Linked DNA regions of Homo sapiens: regions 2, 3, 4 and 5 are each linked to region 1. The links are chromatin contacts, found by Hi-C or POLR2A ChIA-PET in ENCODE. All regions are on one chromosome and are shown on one strand. The core of a region is the stretch at or near the end of the contact, and the rest is flanking DNA. Distances in the headings are between cores, read along the strand shown.

Evidence for each region. A loop is a pair of places that touch in the nucleus more often than their neighbours do. ChIA-PET counts read pairs that join two places held with the same protein, here RNA polymerase II (POLR2A). Pooled maps may share reads with other maps.
Region 2: a map of CD4-positive, alpha-beta T cell shows a loop between it and region 1 (4-fold over the local background). The contact joins the promoter of CDKN2D here to the promoter of YIPF2 in region 1. A Hi-C loop is called at or near these places in 2 of 168 maps with a recorded cell type or tissue (CD4-positive, alpha-beta T cell and naive thymus-derived CD4-positive, alpha-beta T cell), 2 of 37 single-sample maps with no recorded cell type and 6 of 50 pooled maps. POLR2A ChIA-PET finds 5 or more read pairs at or near these places in 2 of 52 experiments (activated CD8-positive, alpha-beta memory T cell and activated naive CD8-positive, alpha-beta T cell).
Region 3: a loop to region 1 is called in a pooled map, with 7 times the contacts of the local background. The contact joins the promoter of KEAP1 here to the promoter of YIPF2 in region 1. A Hi-C loop is called at or near these places in 5 of 50 pooled maps. POLR2A ChIA-PET finds 5 or more read pairs at or near these places in 2 of 52 experiments (HCT116 and HEK293).
Region 4: a map with no recorded cell type shows a loop between it and region 1 (10-fold over the local background). The contact joins the promoter of PRKCSH here to the promoter of YIPF2 in region 1. A Hi-C loop is called at or near these places in 1 of 168 maps with a recorded cell type or tissue (PC-9), 3 of 37 single-sample maps with no recorded cell type and 11 of 50 pooled maps. POLR2A ChIA-PET finds 5 or more read pairs at or near these places in 2 of 52 experiments (H1 and WTC11).
Region 5: a loop to region 1 is called in a pooled map, with 4 times the contacts of the local background. The contact joins the promoter of PLPPR2 here to the promoter of YIPF2 in region 1. A Hi-C loop is called at or near these places in 1 of 168 maps with a recorded cell type or tissue (naive thymus-derived CD4-positive, alpha-beta T cell) and 9 of 50 pooled maps. POLR2A ChIA-PET finds 5 or more read pairs at or near these places in 1 of 52 experiments (PC-3).

The regions. Positions count from the first base shown.
Region 1 is chr19:10,926,900-10,932,312 of GRCh38, forward strand. It overlaps YIPF2 (Yip1 domain family member 2), which reads right to left and starts at 1,740. Exons shown (of 10, transcript NM_001321439.2): 1 at 1,612-1,740; 2 at 1,481-1,541; 3 at 900-1,060; 4 at 731-817. The coding sequence starts at 1,511. It overlaps TIMM29 (translocase of inner mitochondrial membrane 29), which reads left to right and starts at 1,912. Exons shown (of 2, transcript NM_138358.4): 1 at 1,912-2,017; 2 at 2,115-3,355. The coding sequence starts at 1,924. The coding sequence ends at 2,803. RefSeq lists enhancers at 371-1,073, 1,074-1,774 and silencers at 1,988-2,267, 2,308-2,357.
Region 2 is chr19:10,566,624-10,572,569 of GRCh38, forward strand. CDKN2D (cyclin dependent kinase inhibitor 2D) reads right to left here and starts at 2,356. Exons shown (of 2, transcript NM_001800.4): 1 at 1,890-2,356; 2 at 1-794. The coding sequence starts at 2,030. The coding sequence ends at 435. RefSeq lists enhancers at 576-1,083, 1,523-1,692 and a silencer at 1,973-2,622.
Region 3 is chr19:10,500,131-10,505,928 of GRCh38, forward strand. KEAP1 (kelch like ECH associated protein 1) reads right to left here and starts at 3,226. Exons shown (of 6, transcript NM_203500.2): 1 at 3,111-3,226. RefSeq lists silencers at 1-217, 2,332-2,611, 2,622-3,241 and enhancers at 1,712-1,961, 1,938-2,493.
Region 4 is chr19:11,433,589-11,439,401 of GRCh38, forward strand. It overlaps PRKCSH (PRKCSH beta subunit of glucosidase II), which reads left to right and starts at 2,047. Exons shown (of 18, transcript NM_001289104.2): 1 at 2,047-2,118; 2 at 2,453-2,608; 3 at 2,801-2,917; 4 at 4,288-4,383; 5 at 4,479-4,536. The coding sequence starts at 2,530. ODAD3 (outer dynein arm docking complex subunit 3) reads right to left here and starts at 1,533. Exons shown (of 13, transcript NM_145045.5): 1 at 1,185-1,533. The coding sequence starts at 1,428. It also overlaps the pseudogene LOC124904800. RefSeq lists enhancers at 1,652-2,151, 1,725-2,134, 2,385-2,604.
Region 5 is chr19:11,351,381-11,356,681 of GRCh38, forward strand. It overlaps PLPPR2 (phospholipid phosphatase related 2), which reads left to right and starts at 4,052. Exons shown (of 10, transcript NM_001393892.1): 1 at 4,052-4,192. It overlaps CCDC159 (coiled-coil domain containing 159), which reads left to right. Exons shown (of 11, transcript NM_001080503.3): 6 at 526-593; 7 at 677-753; 8 at 2,071-2,192; 9 at 2,412-2,494; 10 at 3,200-3,316; 11 at 3,493-3,564. The coding sequence ends at 3,497. RefSeq lists a silencer at 3,872-4,321 and an enhancer at 4,964-5,301.

The DNA of each region.
Region 1 (5,413 bases), core at 490-2,989:
ATTCTTTTTGCCCAGGCTGGAGTGCACTGGCACGATCTTGGCTCACTGCAACCTCCGCCTGGCGGATTCAAGCGATTCTCCTGCCTCAGCCTCCAGAGTAGCTGGGATTACAGGCGCCCACCACAAAGCCCGGCTAATTTTGTTGTATTTTTAGTAGAGACGGGGTTTCACCATGTTTGGCCAGGCTGGTCTCAAACTCCTGACCTCAGGTGATCCACCCACCCAGGCCTCTCAAAGTGCTGGGATTACAGGCATGAGCCACCCCGCACCCGGCAGTTTTTGTATTTTTGGTAGAGACGGGGTTTCCCCATGTTAGCCAGGCTGGTCTTGAACTCCTCAGGTTATCTGCCCACCTCGGCCCCCTTAAGTGCTGGGATTACAGGCAGGAGCCACTGCGCCCAGTCCATCTTTGGTCTTCTGCATATGCTGTTCCCTGTGCCTGGAACATATACTCCTGCTTCCCTACCCTATTCCCCAGGGAAGCCTTCTGTCTCCTTTAGGTCTCAGCCAATTCCTCACCTCCCCCAGGAGGCCTTTCTCTAACCCACCAGATTGTGTGTGTCCCCTGTGTTCCCATAGTCCCGATCCATAACCAGTCCCACCATAACCCTTTGAGAGCACCACAGTTCGTTCACCAGCACCCACCATCACCAGCACCCTGCCCAGGGGAAGAGTGGCTGAACCCTGAGCATAACTCTGAGCCCCATCCCACCTGCCTCCCCAGCCTGACCTGTGAGGTGTCCACGTCAAAGAAGCTCTGATAGTAGCTGAAGGTCCAGAATCCCGGCTGCTGCTGCTGCTGCTGCTCCTGCAGGAGCTGCACATTGCGGGCATTCAGTGCCTGCCCGGAGAGCCTGGGTCAGCTGGGGGCTGCAAGGAGGCAGGACACAGGGACTCACCGCGGCCTTGTCACTCTCCTCCTCCACCTCATCCTCGGCTCCATAGCTGCCACCTGAGCCCACGGCCACAGCCACGTGCCCTTGTGGGGTCAGCTGATCGCTTCTGCTGGTGGTGGCTGCATCTGGGGTGTCAGCCAGAAGATTAGTGGCCTCCTCGAATTCTGTGGAGGAGGTATATGGGACACACGCACGTTTGAGGGGTGGAAAGAACTCGACTGGGCCCAAGCTAAACCGATGCTCATCTGGGGGCGGAGGCTCTGCTGAGCCATTGATCTCCCCCAAGGTGGGGCCCAACTTCCTCAGTTTGGAGGCATCCGGAGGACATCTGTTCCCTTCCTCCTAAAGTGGAACTGCAACTTAGGGTTGACGCTGGGATGGGGTCAGGGTCTGGGGACGAGAGGCTCGGGTTTGAGGTCTGAGTTCAGGGCGGGGGCGGGGTTCGAGTCAGAGATGGGTCTCACTCCTGGGTCAGGGTTCACAGCCGCCTAGGCTTCGGGGTAGAGAAATTGGAAGCCGTATCGGGGGGAGGTTCTGGCCCGGGGCGGGAGTGGGAGATCCGGCCACGTCGGGGCCGCACTCACCATGGAAGGTCAGCTCGTCGGCCGATGCCATGGTCGTTCAGGGGCGTCTCCGCATCCCTCGCTGAGGACAGAGACCGGTCAGGCACACTTCCCCCCCGCCCCCGAGCCGGTCCCTCGGCCCCCAGCCCTACCTGGCGACCAACTGCACCCACGGAGGCTTGAACTCGTCGTCCCGTCCCCACAGGTGCGCTCCGCCCCCCCTCACCTGAGGCCACCTGGGCCGGCGTGGCTGGGGCTCTCTGCGCCTGCGCGTCTCGCCTACCCGTCAGACTCCAACCGACTCAGACCTGACAGCAACATCCGGCGCCTGTCCTCTTTCTATCCTCTCCCGTTGGGAAGCCACTTCCGGTAAAGTTGGCGCTTGCGCAGAAGAGACTCCCGGGCTCTTAACGTCGGGTATCAGGAGTTTCTTCCCGGAGCAAGGACCCCCAAGACGGAAGAGGATGGCCGCGGCGGCTCTGAGGAGATTTTGGTCCCGGCGCCGCGCAGAGGCGGGCGACGCGGTAGTGGCGAAGCCGGGAGTGTGGGCGCGGCTGGGTGAGTAGCGGCGGAAGGCGGCAGGGTGGGTGGCCGCCGCGACAGGGTGGGTGGCCGCCGCGGCCGGATCACTCTTACCGCGCTCCTCTCCCCTCAGGGTCCTGGGCCCGCGCGCTGCTCCGGGACTACGCCGAGGCCTGCAGGGACGCTTCGGCGGAGGCTAGGGCCCGGCCGGGGCGCGCCGCTGTGTATGTGGGTCTGCTGGGCGGCGCGGCGGCCTGCTTCACGCTGGCGCCCAGCGAGGGTGCCTTCGAGGAGGCGCTGCTGGAGGCGTCGGGGACCCTCCTGCTGCTGGCGCCGGCCACCCGCAACCGCGAGTCCGAAGCCTTCGTGCAGAGGCTGCTCTGGCTGCGGGGCCGTGGCCGCCTGCGCTACGTCAACCTGGGGCTCTGCTCGCTGGTGTACGAGGCGCCCTTCGACGCCCAGGCCAGCCTCTACCAGGCGCGTTGCCGCTACCTGCAGCCCCGCTGGACCGACTTCCCCGGCCGGGTCCTGGACGTGGGCTTCGTGGGTCGCTGGTGGGTGCTGGGGGCCTGGATGCGCGACTGCGACATCAACGACGACGAATTCCTGCACCTGCCGGCGCATTTGCGGGTGGTCGGGCCCCAGCAGCTGCATTCCGAGACCAACGAGCGGCTCTTCGATGAGAAGTACAAGCCTGTCGTGCTCACCGACGATCAGGTGGACCAGGCGCTGTGGGAGGAGCAGGTCTTGCAGAAGGAGAAGAAGGACAGGCTCGCCCTGAGCCAGGCCCACTCGCTGGTGCAGGCGGAGGCCCCGAGATGAAACCCTGAGGCCCCCGAGTCCTGGCAAACTGCTTGCCTGGGGTGGTGCAGTTCTGAGTGTGCCTCACCTGCAGAACAGCTGAGACAGATGATGTGCAAAGTGTTTTCTCACTGGATTTGCACAAGTTTGGGGAGCCTTTCTGCCCCCCGTCTTTGTTCTTTATTAGCTGAAGCTAATTCAGAGCCACCTGGGTCCGGGAGTTGGGGACAGCAGAACGACTTGACACATGTTCATCACTGGCAGAGCTGGTCATGAGCCTTTTATATAAGCCTTTTTCATCGGGCCTCAGAGGCCCTCCTTAAGGAGGTACCACATTGGTCAGCTGACTTGCAAACTCTTCTAAGGCCACTTAGATTTTCTTTTTCAAGTTTGGGTTGTGGCCTGGCATGGTGATGTCTGTAATCCCAGCAGTTTGCAAACTGAGGCAAGAGAATCGCTTGAGGCCAGGAGTTTGAGGCCAGCTAGAGTGACATAGCAAGACTCCGATGCTACAAAAAAGAATAATAATAGTAATTAACTAAATAAAATTTGAGCTGAAATGTTTTTATTCTATGACCTATTCTCTCTCGTTTTTTTTTTTTTTTTTTTTGAGACAGGGTCTTGCTCTGTTTTGCCTGCTGGAGTGCAGTGGTGCAATCTCGGCTCACTGCAACCTCTGCCTCCCAGGTTCAAGTGATTCTCCTGCCTCAGCCTCCTCAGTAGCTGGGATTACAGGCCTGTGCCAACATGCCTGGCAAATTGTTGTATTTTTAATAGAGATGGGGTTTCACCATATTGGCCAGGCTGGTCTTGAACTCCTGACCTCAGGTGATCCACCTGCCTCGCATTTCCAAAGTGCTGGGATTATAGGAGTGAACCACCACACCTGGCCTTTCATTTTGATAAGTAACATTTTTGCCATTCCCAGCTCTTTGGAAGGCTGAGGTAGGAGGATTGCTTGAGATCAGGAGTTCAAGACCAGTTTAGGTAAAATAGTGAGAGCTTTCTCAAAAACTAAAATATTTGGAAGGGTAAAGCAGGCAAATCATTTGAGCTTAGGAGTTCAACACCAGCCTGGGCAATATGGCAAAACCCCGTCTCTACAAAAAGTACAAAAATTTACCAAAGGTGTTGAATGAGAATTGAAAATATGTATACATAGAAAAATTAGCCAGACATGTTGGACCATGTCTGTAGTCCCAGCTATTCAGGAAGGCTGAGATGGGAGGATCACCTGAGCCTGGGAGTTCAACGCTGCAGTGAGCCACGATCGTGCCACTGCACTCCATCTTGGACAACAGAGTGAGACTGTCTCAAAAAGTAAAATAAGTGGATGGGCCCGGTGGCTCAAGCCTGTAATCCCAGCACTTTGGGAGGCCGAGGCAGGTGGATCACGACGTCAGGAGATGGAGACCATCCTAGCTAACACGGTGAAACCCCATCTCTACTAAAAATTCAAAAAAATTGGCCGGGCGCGGTGGCTCACGCCTGTAATCCCAGCACTTTGGGAGGCCCAGTCAGGTGGATCACGAGGTCAGGAGATCGAGACCATCCTGGCTAACATGGTGAAACCCCGTCTCTACTAAAAATACAAAAAATTACCGGGGCGTGGTGGCGGGCACCTATAGTCCCAGCTACTCAGGAGGCTGAGGCAGGAGAATGGCATGAACCTGGGAGGCGGAGCTTGCAGTGAGCCGAGATTGCGCCACTGCACTCCAGCCTGGGCGACAGAACAAGACTCCGTCTCAAAAAAAAAAAAAAAAAAAAAATAGCTGGGCGTGGTGGCAGGCATCTGTAGTCCCAGCTACTCAGGAGGCTGAGGCAGGAGAATAGCGTGAACCCGGGAGGTGGAGCTTGCAGCAAGCAGAGATTGCACCACTGCACTCCAGCCTGGGCAACATAGTGAGACTCCAGCTCAAAAAAATAAATAAATAAGTAACATTTTTGTTTTGATTTTTTTAAGTTTTTTTTTGAGACAGAGTTTCGCTCTTGTTGCCCAGGCTGGAGTGCAGTGGCACTCGCCCCAACCACCGCCTCCTGGGTTCAAGCGTTTCTCCTGTCTCAGCCTCCCAAGTAGCTGGGATTACAGGCGCATGCCACCACGCCCGGCTAATTTTTGTATTTTTTAGTAGAGATGAGATTTCATCATGTTGGTCAGGCTGGCCTCAAACTCCTGACCTCAGGTGATCCGCCTGCCTCAGCCTCCCAAAGTGCTGGGATTGCAGACGTGAGCCACCGTGCCCGGCCCTCGTTCCCTATTAAAAATACAAAACCAGGCAATTGACAGTGTCATGACTATTGGGATGTTACAGGGAAGTTTTTTGTAAAACAACCTGTTTACCAGATGAGCATTGTAAGTTACTGGAGGTGGCTTGGAAGGATAAAGCATTTTCTGGTCTGGAAATCTATATGGAATCATAGATTCTGGTTATGTTGTACTTCAGTAACCCTGAAACAGAATTCTATGAAAAGAAGTAAGTTAGTGTACACAGCTGGTACTTAGCTAGGTTATGGTAAATTGTATTTTTGTTGTTGTTGTTGTTGTTGAGACAGAGTCTCACTCTGACACCCAGGCTGGAGTGCAGTGGCACGATTTCGGCTCACTGCAACCTCTGCCTCCCAGGTTCAAGT
Region 2 (5,946 bases), core at 1,106-3,605, 360 kb before region 1:
CTTCTTATTGATTTGGGACGCTCCCCCCACCCCCCATGCCTGAAGCAACGTGCACACTTCAGGTCTCTGAGCACAGCCGGCCAAGGCCACCAGCTTCTAGGCTCCCTGGAGGTCATGACTTCACTCTTAAATGCTCTGCCCTTGGGTCTCGTCTGAGGCCCCAGCAGCCTGAGGCGCAGAAGAAACTGAACCGTTTAGGTGGCTGTGGCCTGCAGGAGCCCTTCTCTGTCCAACACACCAAAAGGAGTGAGAAAAACAAATGAGAAACGTCCCCCAAACACTCACACCCCCAAAACCAACACCTATAAGCCACAAACTGTGCTCCTCCCCTACTGCAGCAGTGGGCAGGAGAAACAAGAAGAGAAAGTGTTTCTTCCCCTCTCTTCTGATACATAACCCCACGGGGTTCTCTTGCTGGAGAGGGTGACCCCAGATCACAGCGGGGCCACCATGTGGCCCTGCAGGATGTCCACGAGGTCCTGAGCCCCTCTCTGCAGTGCCAGCTCCAAGGGTGTGAGACCCCTGGCGTCCCTGCGATGGAGATCAGATTCAGCTGCCAGAAAGCTGACCACAGCAGTGTGACCCTCTTGAACTGCCAGATGGATTGGAAGTGCCCCGGTGCCATCAGGCACGTTGACATCAGCCCCGTGCTCCACTAGGACCTTCAGGGTGTCCAGGAATCCAGTGCGGGCTGCGTCATGGACTGGACTGGTACCGGAGGTGTCCTGGACATTGGGGCTGGCACCTTGCTTCAGCAGCTCCAGGGCGATGGCGGTGCTGCCAAACATCATGACCTGTGTGAGGGACAGAGGATCAGGAGGTCCTCAAGGGAGGAGGTTCCACAAAAGGGGTCACTGGAAAGAGAAGGGTCATCCAGAAAGAGGCATCTCCCAGAAACAGGAAATGCTAGAGGAGGGGTCCTCTAGTGAACGGAGAAGCTGCATAAGCCCCCAGGAAAGTTCTTCTGGGAATAGGGACCCCCCCCAAAAGCTGGTCACTCCCTTAAGAATGAGACCCCCCAACCCAGAGAACAGCCCCCCATGGAAACTTTCAAGGAACCTAAGACTCTCCCCCAAGGGACCAAAGACGCCCCCAGATATGGGCAATCACCAGGAAACAGAAAATCCCCTCCAGGAAATGGGCCCCCAGAGATGGAGAACTACCCCCAAAGAATTGATAGTCCTCATAAGGGAAAAAAGATGTCAAAGGAAAGCGAACCCCTTCTCCAGGAAATAGCCTCCTCCTACATAATGGTGATGTCACCTCAGAGTACCTGAGAGCTCCTTTCAAGAAGCGGGATTCCAAAAGTAATAATAAAAGAGAAACGAGACTTCCCTGTAAAATGTCTCCCAGGGAATATAGGGATGTCTTGCAATCTGACATTGTTCCTCCATTGGGGCCCCCATACTATATCAAGGATCCGCATAACCTTTAGGAATGAAGACCCCACCCCCAAGTAACCAGATTTGTCTCAGAGAGCCCCCTACAAAATGAGGAACCCCTAGAGACAGGACCTCTCCTTCCAGAGATCGGATCTCCCCATAGAAGCCCCAAGAAACGTGAGCCGTCCCCATGGAAACGGCATCCAAAGGAGCTGAACCCGCACCCACGGAATAAGAACCTCCCCAGGGAAAGTGAATCCCCGGCACTCAGAGAACCAGGAATCCTCCCAGAGAAGATGCTAAAAAGCTCTCCCCTCCCCCCACAACCTAGCCTCACCCACCACCCACCTTCGAAGGGGGACTGTGGGGGAACAATGAAAGCCTAGAGAAGAAGGACCGGTTCCCAGTGGGTCACCACCAGGGCCAGGAGACCAGAGAGGAGCTCTGGGGTCTCGATCCTCATCCCGCTTAGCCGCCCCGCCCCAACCTGGACCGGCCCGGCCTCACCTGCAGCGCCGTCTTGCCGAAGCGGTTGAGGGCGTCGGGATGCACCAGCTCCCGGTGCAGAAGGCGGCGCACCTCCTGCACGTCGCCCCGGGCCGCCGCCCCACTCAGCCGGTCGCCGGCGCGAACCTCCTCCAGCAGCATGTCGACACTGGCGGCCTGCAAAGCCCCCCGCCCCGCCCCAGCCCGGCGCTGTCAGCGCGGAGCAGCCGGCGGGCGCTGGCCCGAACAGCCCTCCCGGGGCGCGGCCGCGGTGCACCCGGCTGCGCTGCTCTCCCGTCCCGGCTCCCCAGCCCGAGACCCCGGCCCTCCCGGCGGGCTCCTCCCCCTGTCAGCCGGAGGACGGCGAGGGGCTGGGAGCCGGGCCCAACCCTCGGCCGCCCGCGGGGCCCTGCCCGGCGCCCGCCCCTTGGGGGCCGGGTCTCCCCCTAACTCACCCTCCCTCCTCCTCGCCGGGCGGGGTCTGCTCTGAGCCTGCGCCGCCGCCGCCGCTGAGGCAGCCGCCAGGGGGCGGAGCCAACGTGCTCCCGGCCACGCCCCGAACGCAACTGATTTGTTTTCTTACAAACTCGCTACTGTGTAGCGGCACCGCGTTGCCCGGCGCGCGACCTTACGGCGTTCCGCCCACAGGGCCTGCATAACCAGTGGCTGCGCGTCGCCGGGGAAACTTCGGGCTCGGCGTGAAACGCGTCGCTCCTGATTGGTCAGAGTGTGGCAACCGGTGGACCGCCGGCAATGGCGGGGTTTTCGGTTTTCAAATGAACCCGGCAGGCGGGAAAGAAGGCTGGTTTAACTGACCCAGGGAGAAAGGTCAGGGGCAGGGTCGCGCGGGCTGCTCTGGGACCTCGGCGCCTCCTGAGGGAAGGGAGGCAGGGCTGGAGCCACCCAATCCGAGGTTCCACTACTAATAGACATTCATTGGCCCTTACTACGAGCTGGGCGCTTTATTTCATTCATTTATTCATTCACTGTGTGCAGGGAGCGTCCTGGGAGCTGGACGCGCACATTCAAACAACCAAATAATATTAGATAGTGTCAAGCACCGTGAAGAAAGGGAAACGGAGAGACGGAGTGGATGAGGAAGGGATCACCCTGCCGGGCTCAGACTGAGCCAGCAGGAAAGGAGCCTGCAGCTGCCACGTGGGAAGGCCTGAGAGGACATAGTCGCAGCCAGACAGGGACTCAGAGGTCTTCGTTCAAATATTTACTTAGCACCTCCTAGAGGGGCCCGAGTGGAGAGCACGCCAGTCGGCCCCTGCTGCAGGGACACCTATGGTCTGGGGCCAGAGACAATAGTTAATTTTTATTTATATATGTATTTATTTTTGAGTCAGGGTCTCACTCCTGTCACCCGGGCCGGCGTGCAGTGGCGCGATCACAGCTCACTGCAGCCTCGACTTCCCGGGCTCAAGTGATCCTCCTGCCTCAGCCTCCCGAGTAGCTGGGACTACAGGGCGCACCACCACGCCCGGCTAATTTGTGTTTTTAGTAGATATGAGGTTTCACTATGTTGCCCAGGCTGGTGTTTTTTGTTTGTTATTTGTGTTTGGCTTTTAAATACAGATTTTTTTTTTTATGTTGGGGTTCTTGCTTTGTTGCCCAGGCTGGTCCCGAATTCCTGGGCTCAACGGATCCTTCTGCCTTGGCCTCCAAAAGTGCTGGGATTACAGGCGTGAGCTCCTGCTCTCCGCCAATAGTTAAATCTTTTTAGAGTGGTAGAGGACTGACCAGATGAGCCATTGAAACGGAAAGGCAAAAAGCCGGGCGCGGTGGCTCACACCTGTAATCCCAGCACTCTGGGAGGCTGAGGTGGGCGGATCACGAGGTCAGGAGTTCAAGACCAGCCTGACCAACATGGTGAAACCCCGTCTCTACCAAAAATATAAAAAATTAGCCGGGCGAGGTGGCGGGCGCCTGTAGTCCCAGCTACTCGGGAGGCTGAGGCAGGAGAATGGCGTGAACCCCAGGGGGCGGAGCCTGCAGTGAGCCGAGATTGCGCCACTGCACTCCAGCCTGGGCGACAGCGAGACTCCGTCTCAAAAAAAAAAAAAAAAAAAAAAAAATTAGCTGCGCCTGGTGGCACGCACCTGTAATCCCAGCTACTCAGGAGGCTGAGACAGGAGAATCGCTTGAACCCAGGAGGCGGAGGTCGCAGGAGCCGAGATCGCGCCATTGTACTCCAGCCTGGGCAACAGAGTGAGACTCTGTCTCAAAAAAAAAAAAAAAAGAAAAGAAAAGAAAAGAAAAAGAAACGCAAAGGCAGGGAGGGCCTCCCTGAAGAGGTGACATTTGATTTGAGACCTAAAGGTGAGGGAGGGAGACTTGTGGTTATATGGGGAAAAGCACACCAGCTGGGAGGCACAGCAGATGCTAAGGCCCAGAGGTGAGAGCGTGCCTGGTGTGGTACAGAGCAGGGGAGAGCAGGTAGGTGGGGTATCAGGATGGCAATTGTGCAAATCAAGCCATGGCTTTTTTATTTATTTATTTATTTTAATTTTTTTTTAATTTTTTTTTTGAGACGGAGTCTCACTCGCCCAGGCCAGAGTGCAGTGGCGCTATCGCGGCTCACTGCAAGCCCCGCCTCCCGGGTTCACGCCATTCTCCTGCCTCAGCCTCCCGAGTAGCTGGGACTACAGGCGCCCGCCACCGTGCCCGGCCTTTTTTTTTTTTTTTTTTTTTTTTTGAGACAGAGTCTTGCTCTGTCGCCCACGCCCGACCAGGCCATGGCTTTAATAAGATAGGAATGCCGAGCGAAGTGGCTCACACCTGTAATTCCAACATTTTGGGAAGCTGAGGCGGGTGGATCACCTGAGGTGGGGAGTTCGAGACCAGACTAGCCAACATGGTGAAATCCCATCTCTATTAAAAAATACAGGCCGGGCGCAGTGGCTCACGCCTGTAATCCCAGCATTTTGGGAGGCCGTGGCGGGCGGATCACGAGGTCAGGAGATTGAGACCATCCTGGCTAATACGGTGAAACACCGTCTCTACTAAAAATACAAAAAATTAGCCAGGCGTGGTGGCGGGCGCCTGTAGTCCCAGCTACTTGGGAGGCTGAGGCAGGAGAATGGTATGAACCCGGGAGGCGGAGCTTGCAGTGAGCCGAGATCACGCCACTGCACTCCAGCCTGGGCGACAGAGCAAGACTCTTGTCTCAAAAAAAAAAAAAAATTAAGCCAGGCGCGGTGGCTCACGCCGGTAATCCTAGCACTTTGGGAGGCCAAGGCGGGCGGATAATGAGGTCAGGAGTTTGAGACCAGCCTGACCAACATGGTGAAACCCCGTCTCTACTAAAAATAACAATAATTAGTGGGGCATGGTGGCGCACGCCTGTAATCCCAGCTACTCAGCAGGCTGAGGCAGGAGAATCGCTTGAACCTGGGAGGTGGAGGTTGCAGTGAGCCGAAATCGCGCCACTGCACTCCAGCCTGGGCGACAGAGCGAGACTCCGTCTCAAAAAAACAAAAACAAAAACAAAAATTAAGCCAGGCGCAGTGGCTCATGCCTGTAATCCCAGCACTTTGGGAAGCCGAGGCGGGCAGATCATGAGGTCAGGAGTTCGAGACCAGCCTGGCCAACATGGTGAAACCGGTCTCTACTAAAAATACAAAAATTAGCTAGGTGTGGTGATGGGCGCCTGTAATCCCAGCTACTCGGGAGGCTGAGGCAGAAGAATCGCTTGAACCCGGGAGGCGGAGGCTGCAGTGAGCCGAGATCGCACCACTGCACTACTCCAGCCTTGGCGACAGACTGAGACTCCGTCTCAAACAAAACAAACAAACAAACAGACAAAAAAAGCCAGGCGTGATGGTGGGCGACTACGACTATAATCCCAGCTACTCGGGAGGCTGAGGCAGGAGAATTGCCTGAACCTGGGAGGCGGAGGTTGCAGTGAGCCGAGATCGCGACACTGCACTCCAGCCTGGGCTACAGTGAGACTGTCTCAAAAAAAAAAAAAGAAAAAAGAAAAAAGGAAAAAAGAAGCGATGCTAACACGCGCCCTCTAGCGGCTACTGGGGGAACAGACCGTGGAGGTGGGAAGCAAAGGCAACAGCAGAGG
Region 3 (5,798 bases), core at 1,976-4,475, 430 kb before region 1:
CACCTGCCGGGCCTCGTTTTGCAAGATAAAGCAATTCCTAGGTCAGTTTTCCTGCAAAGTAGGTGAAGCAGAATCCATTTGCAAACTTGCAAACTTCCCCGACCTGATCAACCTGATTGGCCCAAGAGCCCATCTTAAAACATACATGAAGTCATGTCTCTCCCCTGCTCTGGATCCTCCAATGCCTCCCACAGTACCTAGTAAAACTGAACTCCTCAACAGCCTGCAAAGCCCTACGCAATTAGCCCCTGCCACCTCTTCCCTTTGATCACTCTGCTTCAGCAATCTGGCGGCCTTTCCCTTTCTAGAGCATGTTGAGCTCATTCCTTCATTTGCCTCACCATTTACTGGGCACCTACTGTATGCCAGGCACTGATCTGGGTGCTGAAGACACAGCAGTGAGCAAAATACAAAAATCCTACCCTGCCAGAGCTGACAACTGCAGGGAGGAGCAATCATAAACTAAAATAAGCAAGACCTGGAAAAACAGCTTCATGAAGAAAATTACAACAGCATTGTGACAACGTGAGAATCGGGTGCAGTTTGTTTGCTTTTTTTTTTTTTTTTTTCAGATGGAGTCTCTCTGTCACCCAGGCTGGAGTGCAATGGCTCGATCTTGGCTCACTGCAACCTCCGCCTCCCGGGTTCAAGCGATCCTCCTGCCTCAGCCTCCCGAGTAGCTGGGACTACAGGCGTCCGCCACCACACCCGGCTAGTTTTTGTATTTTTAGCAGAGACTGGGTTTCGCCATGTTGGCCAGGCTGGTCTCAAACTCCTGACCTCAAGTGAGCCGCCCGCCTTGGCATCCCGAAGTGCTGGGATTACAGGCGTAAGCCACCATGCCTGACCCGGGGTGCAGTTTTTTAAAATCTGGCAGACCAAGCCTCTTTGAGAAGGTGAGGTTGGAGCTGAGACAAGGATGAAAATTATTATAAAGTGGGAGGCTGGGGAGTAGTTTTCCAGGCAGAGGAAACAGTAAGTGCAGTGGCTCAGAGGCTGAGACAGTCAATCTGGAGAATTGGGAAGGAGTGCAGTGAGAGCTAAGGACTTAAGGAAGGGTTTCATGGAAACCCCTGGATCCTGGAGGGCCAGGAGATGAGTTATGTGTTTTGTGTTTTGTTTTTCGAGACAGAGTCTCGCTCTGTTGCCCAGGCTGGAGTACAGTGGTGCGATCTTGGCTCACTGCAACCTCTGCCTCCCGAGTTCAAGATATTCTCGACCGGGCGTGGTGGCTCACGCCTGTAATCCCAGCACTTTGGGAGGCCGAGGCAGGCGGATCACAAGGTCAGAAGATCGAGACCATCCTGGCTAACATGGTGAAACCCCATCTCTACTAAAAATACAAAAAAATTAGCCGGGTGTGGCGGCGGGCGCCTGTAGTCCCAGCTACATGGGAGGCTGAGGCGGGAGAAAGGCGTGAACCCAGGAAGCAGAGCTTGCAGTGAGCCGAGATCGCACCACTGCATTCCAGCCTGGGTGACAGAACAAGACTCCATCTCAAATAAAACAAAAAAAAGATATTCTCATACTTCGGCCTCCTGAGTAGCTGGGATTACAGGCACCAGCCACCACGATGGGCTAATTTTTTGTATTTTTAGTAGAGATGGGATTTCACCATGTTGGCCAGGGTGGTCTCAACCTCCTGGCCTCAAGTGATCCCCCTCCTCGACCTCCCAAAATGCTGGGATTACAGGCATAGGCTGCTGTGCCCAGACGTGAGTTACGTTTCAAAAGGAGTGGGGGATCTCCAAGTGGCTCCCCACAAGTGGATCTGCAAGTTCTCACTCCCCTCTTTCTGGGACTCAACTCAAAGTCTCCTCTTCCCTGTTTTATTGTCATCACTGCGCTTGTCAGGAACTGAAATGACCTCCTTTGCTTGTCTGTTGATCGACTGTCTCTCGTCCCCGGCCCCAGCGCCTCAAATGGCAGGGAGACCTATGTAGGTCGGCGTCGGGCCAACCCTCTCCTGTGCCTCTCGCCTGGGGCCTGGCACTGCGCAGGGGTCAATAAACGGGTGGTTGGCTAACTGCCCTGCCACCGTGCCTGCCAGAGCGGCCTCCTCCACCCTCCCTGGGTGCCACTCGGCCCCCACTCTGGTGCCAAGGCCCTGGGTTTGCCTCTTGGTCTTTGGCCAATCGGTCAACAATGCCCCTTGGGCACCGGGCACTTCCCCCACCCTACAAAGCGGCAAGTGGGCGACTGCGCATGCCCCTCCTGAGCCTCCACCAGGCCCAGTGAGGCGAGGAAGTGACCCCACCGCGGCCTCTCGGCTGCCAACCCCAGAACGCAGATCGAGCCCCTCAACGCCTCGGAGCCCCCGGGCCTCCTTCTGCGCAGCGCCTCCTGGTTCTCTCGCTCGGTTTCCGCCGCTCCCGGGCCACCCCAAGAGTTGCGCCGTCCAACAAAAATATCCACCCAGGTCGCGCCCTCCTGGCCCTCCGAGTCCTGGCGGGGAACTCGGAGGCGCCCTGGGCCGTGGCGCCCGTTTTCCTGGTCTCCGGGCACGGCCGCAGGGGCGCTCGCGGCCCGCGATGCCCGCAGCCCGGGCACATCCCGCCTCACTCACCCCGCCATGGCCGCGCTCCGGCTCCGCCTCCACCGCCCGAGCCCCGGCGCCTCCATCGCTGCGCGTGGGGGAGGCGCGGAGCGCGCGCAGGTCACCATGACTAAGCAGAGCCGGGCGCCCGCCGTGTCACAATAAAAGTCCCCGGGCCCTGGCCTCAGGCGGTAGGGACCGCTGAGGGGCCGCTCCCCACCCCCGCCCACGCCTGCTGTCGCCCAGCTGCGCGGCCACCACGGCGCCCAGCATGGCGGCGGGGCGGGGGCACGCGACCCTGAGCGCGCTTAGCCGCGTGGTCCGAGTCGCGGGGAGTCTGAACCCCGAGTTCCAGGCCTGCGCGCCCCGGCCCGCACCAGGGGTGGGGTGGACACCCCTCCCCGTCGCTGCTGCCCAAGCGCTCACCTCAGCCCCCAGGTCGCCTCCGTAGGGGGTCCCTCGGGGTGGGGATGGCCGGGGCGCGCAGGGGCTCCGGGCACAGTGATGCCACCCGCGCACTGCGCTTCCGGGAAGCCGGGGGACCGCGACCCAGTCCAGGAGATTCCTGCCTTACCTTGGCTGTAGGGGACCCGCGGGCGCCTCCGCCGTCGGGGGGCCTCGGCTCCAGGGCTGCGTGGCCTGCGGGGTCTTGGTTGTCGGTTGGGGAGCGGCCTCGGGACGCCCGAAAAGGAGGCGGGGAGAGGGCGGAAAGGGCGCGGCGGGAAAGGAGCGGCGATTCTCCCGCCCTTCCCGCAGGTGCCCGGCGCCCGTCGGCGAGGAGTGGGGCATCGGGCGGGGGCGCACAGCCAGGCCCCCCTTCTCACTGTCCCTTCCATCTCCCGATTTCGTTGCTGGATGTCTCCTCGCGGGGCTGCGCGCCACCATCTGCTATTCTCCTTTTAACAACGCACAGCGCCGGCCTCGTGGTCCGGCGGCCGCAGGATCTAGGGAAAATTATCTACCTCGCTAGGTTTTCTTTTCTTTTCTTTTCTTTCTTTCTTTCTTTTTTTTTTTCCTTTAGAGACAAGGTCTCGCTCTGATCTGCACGCCCAGGCTGGAGTGCAGTGGCGCAATCGCGGCTCACTGCAGCCTTGAGCTCCTGGCCTCAAGCGATCCTCCCACCTCAGCCTCCTGAGTAGCTGGGACCACAGACAGGCGCCACCACACCCGGCTAATTTTTAGTTTTTGTTTGTTTGTTTGTTTTTCTGTAGAGATGGGGTCTCGCAATGTTGCCCAGGCTGGTCTTGAACACCTGGGTTTAAGAGATCCTGACTCCATTGGCCTCCCAAAGTTCTGGGATTATAGGTGTGAGGCGCTGTGCCCAGGCCTCAGGTTTTCCTTGTCTTTTTTTTTTTTTTTTTTTTTTAATTGAGACAGAGTCTCTCACTGTCACCTGGGCTGGAGTGCAGTAGCTCGATCTTGGCTCACTGCAACCTCCGCCTCCCGGGTTCAAAAAATTCTGCCTCAGCCTCCCGAGTAGCTGGGATTACAGGCGCCCGCCATCATACCCAGCTAATTTTTTGTATTTTTAGTACAGATGGGGTTTCACCATGTTGGCCAGGATGGTCTCAAACCCCTGACCTCATGATCCGCCCGCCTCGGCCTCCCAAAGTGTTGGGATTACAGGCGTGAGCCACCGCGCCCGGCCTTCCTTGTCTTTATTTTTGATTTACTTCCTATCAAGAGGCGTGTGGCACCCGTCTTTGGGGGGTTCAAACCCTGGATCTGCCTCTTACCAGCTCAGTGCCCGTGGGCGCTTACTTAGTTCTCTATGGTTCAGTTTCCTCTCTATAAAAAGTAATAATATAATAGCACCTACCTACCAGATTATCATTAAGACTAAATGCGGGGCCGGGCGCGGTGACTCACACCTGTAATCCCAGCATTTTGGGAGGCCGAGGCAGGCGGATCACGAGGTCGGGAGATCGAGACCATCCTGGCTAACATGATAAAACCCCGTCTCTACTAAAAATACAAAAAATTAGCCGGGCGTGGTGGCGGGCGCCTGTAGTCCCAGGTACACAGGAGGCTGAGGCAGGAGAATGGCGTGAACCCGGGAGGCGGAGCGTGCAGTGAGCCAAGATCACCGCACTGCACTCCAGCCTGCGCCACAGAGCGAGGCTCTGACTCAAAAAAATAAATAAGTAAATAAAAAATAAAAATATTAAATGCGAATGCTGGCTCCCAAGAGACAGAAACCATTGCTATTTTTCATGACTGGGGATACTGATTTGTCATGCACACCGTTTATCATGTAACGTTAACTTTTAAATAAATGTATGTAAGTTTATTTTAAAGAATTCATCTAGGCTGGGTGCGGTGGCTCACATCTGTAATCCCAGCACTTTGGGAGCCGAGGTGGGTGGATCACGAGATCAGGAGTTCAAGACCAGCCTGGCCAACATGGTGAAACCCCCATCTCTACTAAAAATACAAAAATTAACCGGGCGTGGTGGCGGGCGCCTGTAATCCCCAGCTACTCGGGAGGCTGAGGCAGAGAATTGCTTGAACCCGGGAGGCAGAGGTTGCAGTGAGCAGAGATCGCGCCACCACACTCCAGCCTGTGCAACAGAGTGAGACTCTGTCTCAAAAAAAAAAAAAAAAAAAGAAAAAAAAAGAATTCATCTAAATTTCATCCAAATTATAATTATTTTTAAAAGATAGAGAGGCCAGGCGCAGTGGCTCATGCTTGTAATCCTAGCACTTTGGTAGGCCAAGACGGGTGGATCACCTGAGGTTAGGAGTTCGAGACCGGCCTGACCAATATGGTGAGACCGCCGTCTCTACTAAATACAAAAAATTAACCGGGTGTGGTGGTGGGTAAGTGAAGGTTGCAGTGAGCCGAAATCCTGCCATTGCACTCCAGCCTGAGCAACAGCGCGAGACTACGTCTCGAAAGGAAAAGAAAAAAAAAAAAGATAGATGGGATTTCGCCATGTAAGTGAATAATAAATGGAAACTCTAGGCCCCTGGAGCCTCCAGGGTGAATTTGAAAGATTGAACGTCCTGGCTCAGGGTCTGGAAGGAATCACGTGTAGGGCTACGTTGGAGTTACCCCGCTACCCCAAATCCTTGTTGCGTGTAGATGCAGTTCCAGACAGCTCCTCAGGGGGGCGGCCTAGATAGTCCGTGAACACGCTGAGTGGCCGAGGTTGTAACCAGCGCCTTCCTGGCACGTTGCAGAAAACAACCTCTCTAATATCTCTCAAAATCAAACCTACAGGTCCAGTGAGCCAGGTGCTTGTAGAGATTTATCCAAGGT
Region 4 (5,813 bases), core at 797-3,296, 510 kb after region 1:
ATTATGCAGAGCCAGGATTCCAACCCAGAAAATCTGGCTCTAAAAATCTATGCTCAGGCCAGGTGCAGCGGCCCATGCCTGTAACCCCAGCACTTTGGGAGGCTGAGGAGGAAGGATTGCTTGAGCCCAGGAGTTTGAGACCAGCCTGGGCAGCATAGTGAGACCCCATCTCTACAAAAAGTAAGAAAATTAGCCAAGCACAGTGGTGTATGCCTGTAGTCCCAGCTACTCAGGAGGCTGAGGTGGAAGGATCGCTTGAGCCTAGGAGGTCAAGTCTGCAGTGAACTGTTATCCAACCACTACACTCCAGCCTCAACAGCAGAGCAAGACCCTGTCAGAAAGAAAGAAGGCTGGGCGCGGTGGCTCACACATGTAATCCCAGCACTTTGGGAGCCAAGGCCGTGGATCACTTGAGATCAGGAGTTCGAGACCAGCCTGGCCAACATGGTGAAACCCAGTCTCTACTAAAAATATAAAAATTAGGTGTGGTGGCACGCACCTATAGTCCCAGCTAGTCAGGAGGCTGAGGCTCGAGAATCGCTTGAACCTTGGAGGCAGAGGTTGCAGTGAGCCGAGATCATGCCACTGCTCTCCAGCCTAGGCGACAGAGCAAGACCCTGTCTCAAAAAACAAAAAACAAAACAAAAAAAAACGCGGGTGCAGTGGCTCACGCCTGTAATCCCAGCAGTTTGGGAGGCCGAGGCGGGCTCACGCCTGTAATCCCAGCAGTTTGGGAGGTCAAGAGATTGAGACCACCCTGGCCAATATGGTGAAATCCCTCTGTACTAAAAATACAAAAATTAGTTAGGCGTGGTGGCGTGTGCCTGTAGTCCCAGCTACTCAAGAGGCTGAGGCAGGAGAATCGCTTGAACCCGGGAGGCGGAGGTTGCAGTGAGCCGAAATCGTTCCACTGCACTCCCACCTGGCAACAGAGTGAGATTCTGCCAAAAAAAAAAAAAAAAATAGAGAAAATAAATTACAAGAAAGTATGAAGTACAGTTCAGTCGGTTCTGAACCCATGAGAAGTTTTAAGAGACAGAGAAGGAAAAACATGAACTAAGTATGAGTTTTTGCCCAGAAACGGTTTACCTAGACTCATGCTGGAGAAATACCTTTGTCACACCATGAAGATTGGATGGGCACTGTTGACCCCTGACCCTCTGTACCCTCTGGAGCCATCTTACCTAACAGTTGTATCTTTTTATGTAACTCAGCCACCTGAGAGTGCACAGAGGGCTTCCCTGCACCTCTGTGGAAGGATCCTCCCTTGGAACGGCCTGGGGTCCACGCCTGGGCTGTGCCCTTGCCTCGGAGGTGGCTGGGTTTGCCCGAAGCCTCCCTGCCCTTGACCCTGGAAGAGGGCGTCGAAGCCTGGTCCTGAGGAGGCAGGGCGTTGGCGGAGGCCGCCCTGCACAGAGGAGATGTCATGATGGGGTTGGGGCTGAAGGCCCCTAGGGGTTAGGGGGATAACTAGGAGTCAGTCGCCCCTGTCAGGGATCCGTCAGCTCGGATTCCTAGGGCTCTGAAAAATGCACTTTCCGACCGCTAGGTGGTTGCGCTCCGCATCTCTCGGTTGCCAGGTAACCGCCTCCCCGTCTCTCTCCACTGTTTCCATGGAGATCACCCGCGTTCCGTGGCTGACACTGCGTTCTCATTGGCTGAGGCTGCATAGAGGGGCGGTCCCAACAGTGGGCGGGGTAGAGCCGCGCCGCAGGACGGAGGGTCTGGACACTTTGGGGTCACGTGCTCATTCCGTTTCCCTACCTCCCCCAACCTTATCCCGCCCCTGGGGGTTCGCGGGCATTTTTCAGGAACTTTCTTTCCGGCTTGAGAAGCCGCCACTCCCAAGATGGAGGTACGCTGCGCCGCCATTAAGAGCTAGCCCTCAGAACTATCCTCTCTAAGGTTTCACAGTCCTGCCCAAGATGGCCGTCTCGGCTCTGGCACCGCCCCCACTCCTGCCTCTCCCAACATGGCGACCCTGAGTCTCCGTTCCCGGTGCGGAACGTACGACCGGAAGTGACGGGGTCCAGAAATTTCCGCTTTCTTTCTGCAGCAGGAACCGCGGCTGCTGGACAAGAGGGGTGCGGTGGATACTGACCTTTGCTCCGGCCTCGTGTAGGTGTGAACGAGCGGGTGGGAGGGCACCTCAGTTTCTTACAGGGGGCAACCGGAGGGTGCATGTGTGGGTGTGGACGGCGGAGGCTGTTAATCCCTTTGGTCTGTTGGCGGGAATTGGGTCACAATTGGGCACAGGGAGCGGAGGTTTTGAGATCTTGAGATCCTCGCCATTGATTTGAGCAAAGTGAGACTGGCCAGGATTGGGGAGATCGCTGCCCCTCGCCCCCATATCGGAAACAAAGTGAGGCCTCATTGCCTGGAAGCGATGGAGGAATCCAATTGGCTGGAAGTAGCCCTCTCCCACTGACCGGGATCCGCTTTCTTCCTGCAGCGTGAAGACACAGCGCATCTCCCCGCTGTAGGCTTCCTCCCACAGAACCCGTTTCGGGCCTCAGAGCGTCTGGTGAGATGCTGTTGCCGCTGCTGCTGCTGCTACCCATGTGCTGGGCCGTGGAGGTCAAGAGGCCCCGGGGCGTCTCCCTCACCAGTGAGTCCTCCTGTTCACCCTCCCGCCAGGCTGGAGGTGGGAGGGGCCAACATTGGGCCTTAGGGATAGGCATTTACAGCCTTTTGACTCAGTTTCCCGGTAGTGCTCCGCTGGTGGGGATGGGAGGACAGAGGTGGTATTTGGTGGAGAAGGCGCTTACCTGCCCTGGGCTGAGCTTCCTGTACCCCGCAGATCATCACTTCTACGATGAGTCCAAGCCTTTCACCTGCCTGGACGGTTCGGCCACCATCCCATTTGATCAGGTCAACGATGACTATTGCGACTGCAAAGATGGCTCTGACGAGCCAGGTGAGCCTTTTCTCTGTTCATCCATCAGATGTTTATTGAACACTGCTCAGTGCCAGGCCCTGTCTGTGTGACCAAGATACTACCTCTGCTGGCTCCCCTTTGAGTGGGCAGAAACAAGCTCAGAAGTCAGTGGTCAGTGTTATGGCCCCGGGCAGCTGGAGGAGCCCAGAGTCGTCCTCCTCCCAAGCCTCGGGGTCAGAGAAGGCTCCTCCAAGGAGGTGAGGTTTCAGTTGAATCCCGAAGGTGCTGCAGATGGAGGGGTCAACACGGGCAAACCCCTAGAAGTGGGAGACAGGGTGGGGCCAAGAGCAATCCAGCAGGAGACAGAGGTGAAGGGAGACCCTGGCTTTTTGTTTTTGTGTGTTTTGAAGAGACAGGGTCTTGCTTTGTTGCTGAGGCTGGAGTACAGTGGCATGATCGTAGCTCACTGCAGCCTGGAACTCTTGGGCTCAAGTCATCCTCCTGCCTTGGCCTCCCAAAGTGCTGGGGTTACAGGTGTGAGCCACCGTGCCTGGATGAGACCGTGTCTTTGGTTTTGTTTTTGTTTTGAGACGGAGTCTTGCTCTGTTTCCCAGGCTGGAGTGCAGTGGCGCCATCTCGGCTCACTGCAAGCTCCGCCTCCCGGGTTCACACCGTTCTCCTGCCTCAGCCTCCTGAGTAGCTGGGACTACAGGCACCCACCACCACGCCCAGCTAGTTTTTTTTTGTATTTTTAGTAGATACAGGGTTTCACTGTGTTAGCCAGGATGGTCTCGATCTCGTCACCTTGTGATCCACCCGCCTCGGCCTCCCAAAGTGTTGGGATTACAGGCGTGAGCCACCGTACCTGGCCTTGTTTTGTTTTGTTTTTAATTTTTTTTTTTGAGATGGAGTTTCACTCTTATCGCCCAGGCTGGAGTGCAGTGGCATGATCTTGGCTCACTGCAGTCTCCACCTCCCGGGTTCAAGCGATTCTCCTGCCTCAGCCTCCTGAGTAGCTGGGATTACAGGCACATGCCACCACATCCGGCTAATTTTTCGTATTTTTAGTAGAGATGGAGTTTCATCGTGTTGGCCAGGCTGGTCTCAAACTCATCACCTCAGGTGACCCACCCGCCTCGGCCTCCCAAAGTGCTGGGATTACAGGTGTGAGCCCCCGTGCCAGGTGGAGACCCTGTTTTGAAGGGCCTCAGTGAGAAGAGGCAGGAGGCGGCACTGGAGAGCTTTATTTCGAGCCCTGGCTGTGCAGTGTACAACTCTTTCCTTCCTTTGGTTTCCTTTCCTTTCTTGTGCTGTGTGCAGTGTGGGTCAGGGGCTCTTATCTGTGGATGGATGGGACATGTCTGTCCCTGAGCTGACTCCGAAAACCTTCCCTCCCTTCTTCCTCACAGGCACGGCTGCCTGTCCTAATGGCAGCTTCCACTGCACCAACACTGGCTATAAGCCCCTGTATATCCCCTCCAACCGGGTCAACGATGGTGTTTGTGGTAAGTGAAGATGCACCAGGATTCTGGAAAGGTGGTAGAGGGAGGGAGGGAGGAGGCACTGCCAGGTCTGATCTTGGCTTCTGCCTCTGCCACAGACTGCTGCGATGGAACAGACGAGTACAACAGCGGCGTCATCTGTGAGAACACCTGCAAGTACGTGGGTGACAGTACCCCTCCCATCACCCCACCCCAAGACTTTGCCTGGCTCCACCCAGTGAATCGGGCCCACTCTCTCTTCTGCTTTTCTGTATCGGGTTCTCTGTCTGTGCCAGGTGCCTTGTGAATCCTAATCCCCACCTTTCCCTCTAGTCTGGAAGCAGGTAGGATTGTTTCCCGATTCAACAGATGGGGGAACTCAAGTTTAGAAAGGGAAATGACTTCCCCAGGGTCACATAGGAGATAGCAGAGCCGGCACTTGGACTCTAAACTTTCCATTGTCACGCTCTGCAGCAGGTCCTGAAAACCGAAACACCCACAGGCAGGTAAAGTATACAACGGAAGGAGGCCAGGCGCGGTGGCTCACACCTGTAATCCCAGCACTTTGGGAGGCTGAGGCAGGCGGATCACGAGGTCAGGAGATCGAGACCATCCTGGCTGACATGGTGAAACTCCGTCTCACTAAAAATACAAAAAATTAGCTGGGTGTGGTGGCGGGCGCCTGTAGTCCCAGCTACTCGGTGGGCTGAGGCAGGTGAGTGGCGTGAACACGGGAGGCAGAGGTTGCAGTGAGCCGAGATCGCACCACTGCAATCCAGCCTGGGCAACAGAGTGAGACTCCGTCTCAAAAAAAAAGCAAAAAAAAAAAAAGCATACAACAGAAGGAGGCCAAGTATGAGGCAATACGGAGGGGTGGGGATTGTGGCATCTAGGGGAACAGCTGTTCTCAATTCCTGCCAGCTGATCCTTTTGTAGTTCATAGGCATGATGATTTATTTTTATTTATTTATATTTTTTGAGACAGGGTCTCACTCTGTCGCCCAGGCTGGAGTGCAGTGGCGTGATCTTGGCTCACTGCAACCTCTGCCCTTCGGGTTCAAGCAATTCTCACACCTCAGCCTCCCAAGTAGCTGGGAATACAGGCGTACCCCCACCACGCCTGGCTAACTTTTGTATTTTTGGTAGAGATGGTTTCACTATGTTGGCCAGGCTGGCCTCGAACGCCTGACCTCAGGTGATCTGCTCGCCTCAGCCTCCCAAAGTGCTAAGCCGCCGCGCTTGGCCACGATGATTAGGTTTTTATGCACGTGTGAGAGATACGCCTCCCTTAAACCTTGTTGCGACCTTGGCGCATTACCTGTCTGATATGAAAAAATAAGACCCGGCTCATGGTGGCTCCTGCCTGTAATCCCAGCATTTTGGGAGGCTGAGGCAGGAAGACTGCTTGAGCCCAGGAGTTTGAGACCAGCCTGGGCAAAATAGCGATACCCTAT
Region 5 (5,301 bases), core at 2,802-5,301, 430 kb after region 1:
GAGCTGAGATCGCACCACTGCACTCCAGCCTGGGCGCCTGGGCGCCTGGGCGGCAGAGCGAGACTCTGTCTAAAAAAAAAAAAATGAGGAGGGGATGAGAGGCTCAGGGGAGACAGGTGGCTGGTGGGGGCGGGGGAGTGGGAAACTGAGAGGCCAGAAGGCAGGGAAGACAGAAAGCTGGAGGTGGGATGGAAAAGGAGGCCAGGGGATCAGAAAGGGGGATGGCAGGGAAGACTGAGAGGACAGGAGACTGGGGGTATAGAAAGTCGGGGGACAGGAGGTGGGGAGGTGGAGGCCAGGTGATAGGAGGCTGAGTGGGGTGGGAGAGACTGAGAGAATGGGAGGCTGGGGATCAGAAGGAGAGGAGGGGGATGAGGGTAGGGGGATTGTAGAAGGGGAGGGGAAAAGGGCAGGGAAGTGTGGGGAGGGGACAGAGCTTGCGGGGATGGGTGGAGGCACAGATAGGGGCATGGGAGGTCAGGGGCCAGGCAGGGAGTGCAGGTCTAGGCTGCACTGTCCCCTCAGCAAGAAGTTCCTGTGGGAGGAGCTGGAACTGGTGCGGGAGGAGGTGACCTTCATCTATCAGAAGCTCCGTGAGTTCCTGGAGCCCACAGCCGGTGTGTGGGGAGGGGGTCCTTCTTCAGCCTTTGTCCGCCTGAGCCCCCTCCCTCCACAGAAGCGCAGGAGGATGAGATCTCAGAGAACTTGGTGAACATTCAGAAAATGCAGAAAACGCAGGTGAAATGCCGCAAAGTGAGTGGAGGAGATGGGGACCCTGGGGAGGAGTGGGAGAGGGAGGGATGGGGATTTTGGCCAGCCTCCACCATGAGATTGGAGCCTGGGTTCAAATCTCAGCTCTGCCACTCACTGCTGTGTGACTGTGGGCAAGTCACTTGACCTCTCTGAGCCTCAGTTTCCTCATCTGTATAATGGATGTAATAATAACTCATCTTGGCTGGGCGCGGTGGCTCACGCCTGTAATCCCAGCACTTTGGGAGGCTGAGGTGGGTGGATCAGAAGTTCGAGACCAGCCTGGCCAACATGATGAAACCCCGTCTATACTAAAAATACAAAAATTAGCTGGGTGTGGTGGCAGGCACCTGTAATCCCAGCTACTCAGGAGACTGAGGATGGAGAATGGCTTGAACCTAGGAGGCAGAGGTTACAGCGAGCCGAAATCGTGCCATTGCACTCCACCCTGGGCGACAAGAGCAAAACTCCCATCTTAAAAAAAAAAAAGAAAAAAGAAAAAGAAAAAGAAAACTCATCCTGTTGGGTGCTGTGGCATGCCTGTTATCTCAGCACTTTGGGAGGCTGAGGTGGTTGGATTGCTTGAGGCCAGAAGTTCAAGACCAGCCTAGGCAACATGGCAAAACCCTGTCTCTACAAAAAACAAAAAAAACAAGAGGGTGTGGTGGCACATGCCTGTAGACTTAGCTACTCAGAAGGCTGAGGTAGGGGGATCACTTGAGCCTTGGAGGTTCAGGGTGCGTTGAGCCCTGATAGTACCATTGCACTCTAGCCTGGGCGACAGACTGAGACCCTGTCTCAAAAAAGAAACAAACACCAAAAACAAAAACAAAAAACAAAACAAAAAAAAACACTCCTCCCTACCTGATCAGGTGTCTGTATTAGCTGAGTACTGTGCACTTGAATGCAGTCTGGCATATAACAAGTGCTATATAACAGTCACCTTTTACTATTATCATTATTATTATTTATTTTGTTTTCTTTTTTGAGACGGAGTTTCCCTCTTGTTGCCCAGGCTGGAGTGCAATGGCGCGATCTCAACTCACTGCAACCTCTGCCTCCTGGGTTCAAGCAATTCTCCTGCCTCAGCCTCTCGAGTAGCTGGGACAACAGGCGCCCGCCACCACGCCCGGCTAACTTTTTGTATTTTTAGTAGAGATGCGGTTTCACTGTGTTAGCCAGGATGGTCTCAATCTCCTGACCTCGTGATCTGCCCGCCTCGGCCTCCCAAAGTGCTGGGATTACAGGTGTGAGCCACCGCGCCTGGCACTATTGTCATTATTATTATGACTGCTGTTCTCTCATCCCTCCCCACCCCAGATCCTGACCAAGATGAAGCAGCAGGGTCATGAGACAGCCGCCTGTCCGGAGACTGAAGAGATACCGCAGGGAGCCAGTGGCTGCTGGAAGGATGACCTCCAGAAGGAACTGAGTGATATATGGTGATGCCCAGCCTGCAGTCTGACCCCTGACCCTCCTCTGAACCCGTTCCCCCAACGGGATCTGGCAGTGACCACCAGAACCTGGAGCCCACCTGAGTCCAGACTTCCCTCACCCCCTAGGACTCACCCCACCACGGCCCCCAACCTTAGCTGTACTGCTGTCTACACCCTGAGCAGTGTGGAGTCTCCCAGCGCCCCCAGCTCCTTGTCTTCTTGCAGGTCTGCTGTGCACGTGCTGCAGAACTCCATAGACAGCCTCACTTTGTGCTCGGGGGCCTGTCCCAAGGCCTCGAGCCTAAGAGGTGAGGGAGGCTGAGAATTGCTCAGGGGTGGGAGGTCATTGTCTAGCTTCACAGGGAGGCTATGTTCAGAGAGCCTATTTGGGAGTCACATCTGATGGGTGTTATTCTATGGTCACATTAAGTAGTGTTCTGGGGTCACATTAAGGAGTCACTGGAGGTTTCATCCAGGAGTCATTCATGGTCACATTCAGAGTCACTTGGATCTTATATGAGTCCATGGGGACTCCACACAGTGGCTCATGCCTGTAATCCTAATATTTTGGGAGGCTGAGGTGGGAGGATTACTTGAGTCTAGGAGTTTGAGACCAGCCTGGGCAACACAGTGAGACCCCATCTCTCCAAAAAATTTAAAAACTAGCTGGGTGATGGTGCACCTGTGGCTGAGCACACCTGTAGTCTCAGCTACTCAGGAGGCTGAGACAGGAGGATCGCTTGAGCCTGCGAGGTTGAGGCTGCAGTGAGCCATAATCGTGCCACTGCACTCCAGTCTGGGCAACAGAGCGAGACCCCATCTCTAAAAAAAAAAGTGTCAATTGGGTAAAATGCAAGGGTCATTGAAGTCATAATTTGGTGTCACACTGGATCACATTCAAGGGAATTGGGGGTCATGGTTTAAGTATCAATGAGGTATACTATGAAGGGACACAGGGCCTATATTTGGGGGTTACTTGAGGGTCACATTCAGGGAACCTGTCCCTCCTGCAGGCCACAAGGGGCACCAGTGCCTGAGCCCTCCACTCCCCTCCTGGGACTCTGACTCCGACTGTGACCAGGACCTCTCCCAGCCACCTTTCAGCAAGAGCGGCCGCTCCTTCCCACCCGGTGCAGATCCTCCCCAGTCCCCCCCTCCACCCATTTCCCTCCTGACCTGCCCTTGACTCCCACAGTCTAGACCCTCAGAACAGGCCCAGATCCTGATCTGGGCATGCGGTCCCTGACCTGCAGCCCCGGAGTCCCCTGGACCTGGCCAGGCCCTGACCCACCCTCTCTCTCCACAGCTTGAGCAGCCGGGACTGCTCTCCCTGAAGACCCCTCCAGAGAGAAAATAAACTAGCCCAGACCCTCCTCTAGCCCCGACTGTTAGTCTTGCTGCTTCCTGTGCCTAGGAATCCCCCTGCCCTCCTAGTTTACCCCTCATTGTTGGGGGGGAGGGGTGTAGAGACCCCAGGGGTCATTCGGGATGTGTGGGCTTGGAATCAGGGGACATCTGAAGCCAGATTTAATATATGACAAGGCAAGGAGTCATTCTGTCCAGACACGAGCAGCCAGACAGACTTCCACACTGGCCACAGAGCCTTCCTTTCTGGGGGGCCCTGGCGAATGGGGAAACTGAGGCCCAGAGAGGGAGAGGCGCGGCCCAGGGACATACTCTGAAGCCCCTCCCTCCTATTACCCTCGGAGCCCCGCCCACCCCAGGGTCCTCCCTCTCTACTTCCATTCTTGGTTCCTTCCTACAATCGATGCTAACACGCCCCGCCTCCAAGATCACGGAGGCCCCGCCCCACGGGGCTATGCAAATGAGACGCCCGGAGGCCCCGCCCCTCCCTCCACCTCGGAGTCTGCGCGGCGCGGCCAGGCCCGGCCGACCGCGTCTCGGTCTTCGCGTCTGCCAGCCTGGCTGGCAGTCCGTCTGTCCATCCCGCCGCGCCGGGGCAGTCTAGGCGGAGCGGGGGCTCAGGCGGCGGCGGCCTCGACGCGGTGAGAGGAGGGGGTGGGGGCGCCCCTCATCCCCTCCCGTGGGCTTCCCACCCCCGGTGTCGGTCTCCGGTTCCTGAGGGTTGGGTCCCTCTGGGTCCAGCGCGGGGAGGGGCGGGGGAGGGGAGGCGGCGAGCTGGGGGAGGGGACCGGGCTGGGGGAGGGGACCCCGGGCCGAGGAGCCAGCACCGGTGGTGAGGGCGGCTGTGGGTAACTGTGATTGTGTGGTTGTCATTGTGTGTCTGTGTGTGGTTGTGTAACTGTCATCGTGTGGCTGCATGACTGGGATTGTGTGGTTTCGGGAGGTCCGCGGGTGTGTGTGTGTGTGTGTCACTGTCATTGTGCGGCTGTCGTTGTGGGTGTCACTCTGATGGTTTGTGTGTGTGTGTCTGGCTATGCTGTGACTGCCATTGGCCCCCCGTGTGGCTGCTGTCTCTGTGTGTGACTGTCTTGGTGTTCGTGTGGTTGTGTGCATAGGACTGTCATTGTGTGGCTCCTGTTGTGTGTTCATTCTGATGGTGTGTATGTGTGTGTGGCTGTGGTCGTGCGCTGTGCACCTTTCTTGTGTGGCATTGTGAGTCTGTGTCATGGTCCATGGATGTGGCCATGTGGTTGTAGATGGCACCTTGTCTCTCCCCTGTGACTGTTGGTGTGAATAAGAGACTGTTAGTGTGTGTGTGGCTGTCGCTGAGTGCCTTGTAATTGGGGGTGTGACGCTGTGATGAGTTCTGTGACCCCCATTGTGTGCGGTGACTCTTTTCTGTGACTCTTAAGTGTGTTGCAGGCCTGACTGTGTGTCCCTGACTGTAGCGGTGTGGGGGCTTGTGTGGGACTGTGATGTGTGTAGGGTCTCCTGACATGTCTCTCTCTGTTTGGCCTGGGGTGGGGGTGGGGACTTGTTTGATCTGTTTGGTGTCTCTGACAGGCTATGAGCCCACTGTGTGTGAGTATGCAGTGACATGTGTTGTGTGTGTTGGACACCTGTCTGAACAAGGGGGCCCCTCTTGTTTACTGCAAAGTGGCGCCCAGCACAGCGCCTGGAAGTCGGCAGGTGCTCGGTCTTCACTGTGGGATGGGTGAACGCTATGCCATGGTTGTGTGTGTGTGTGTGT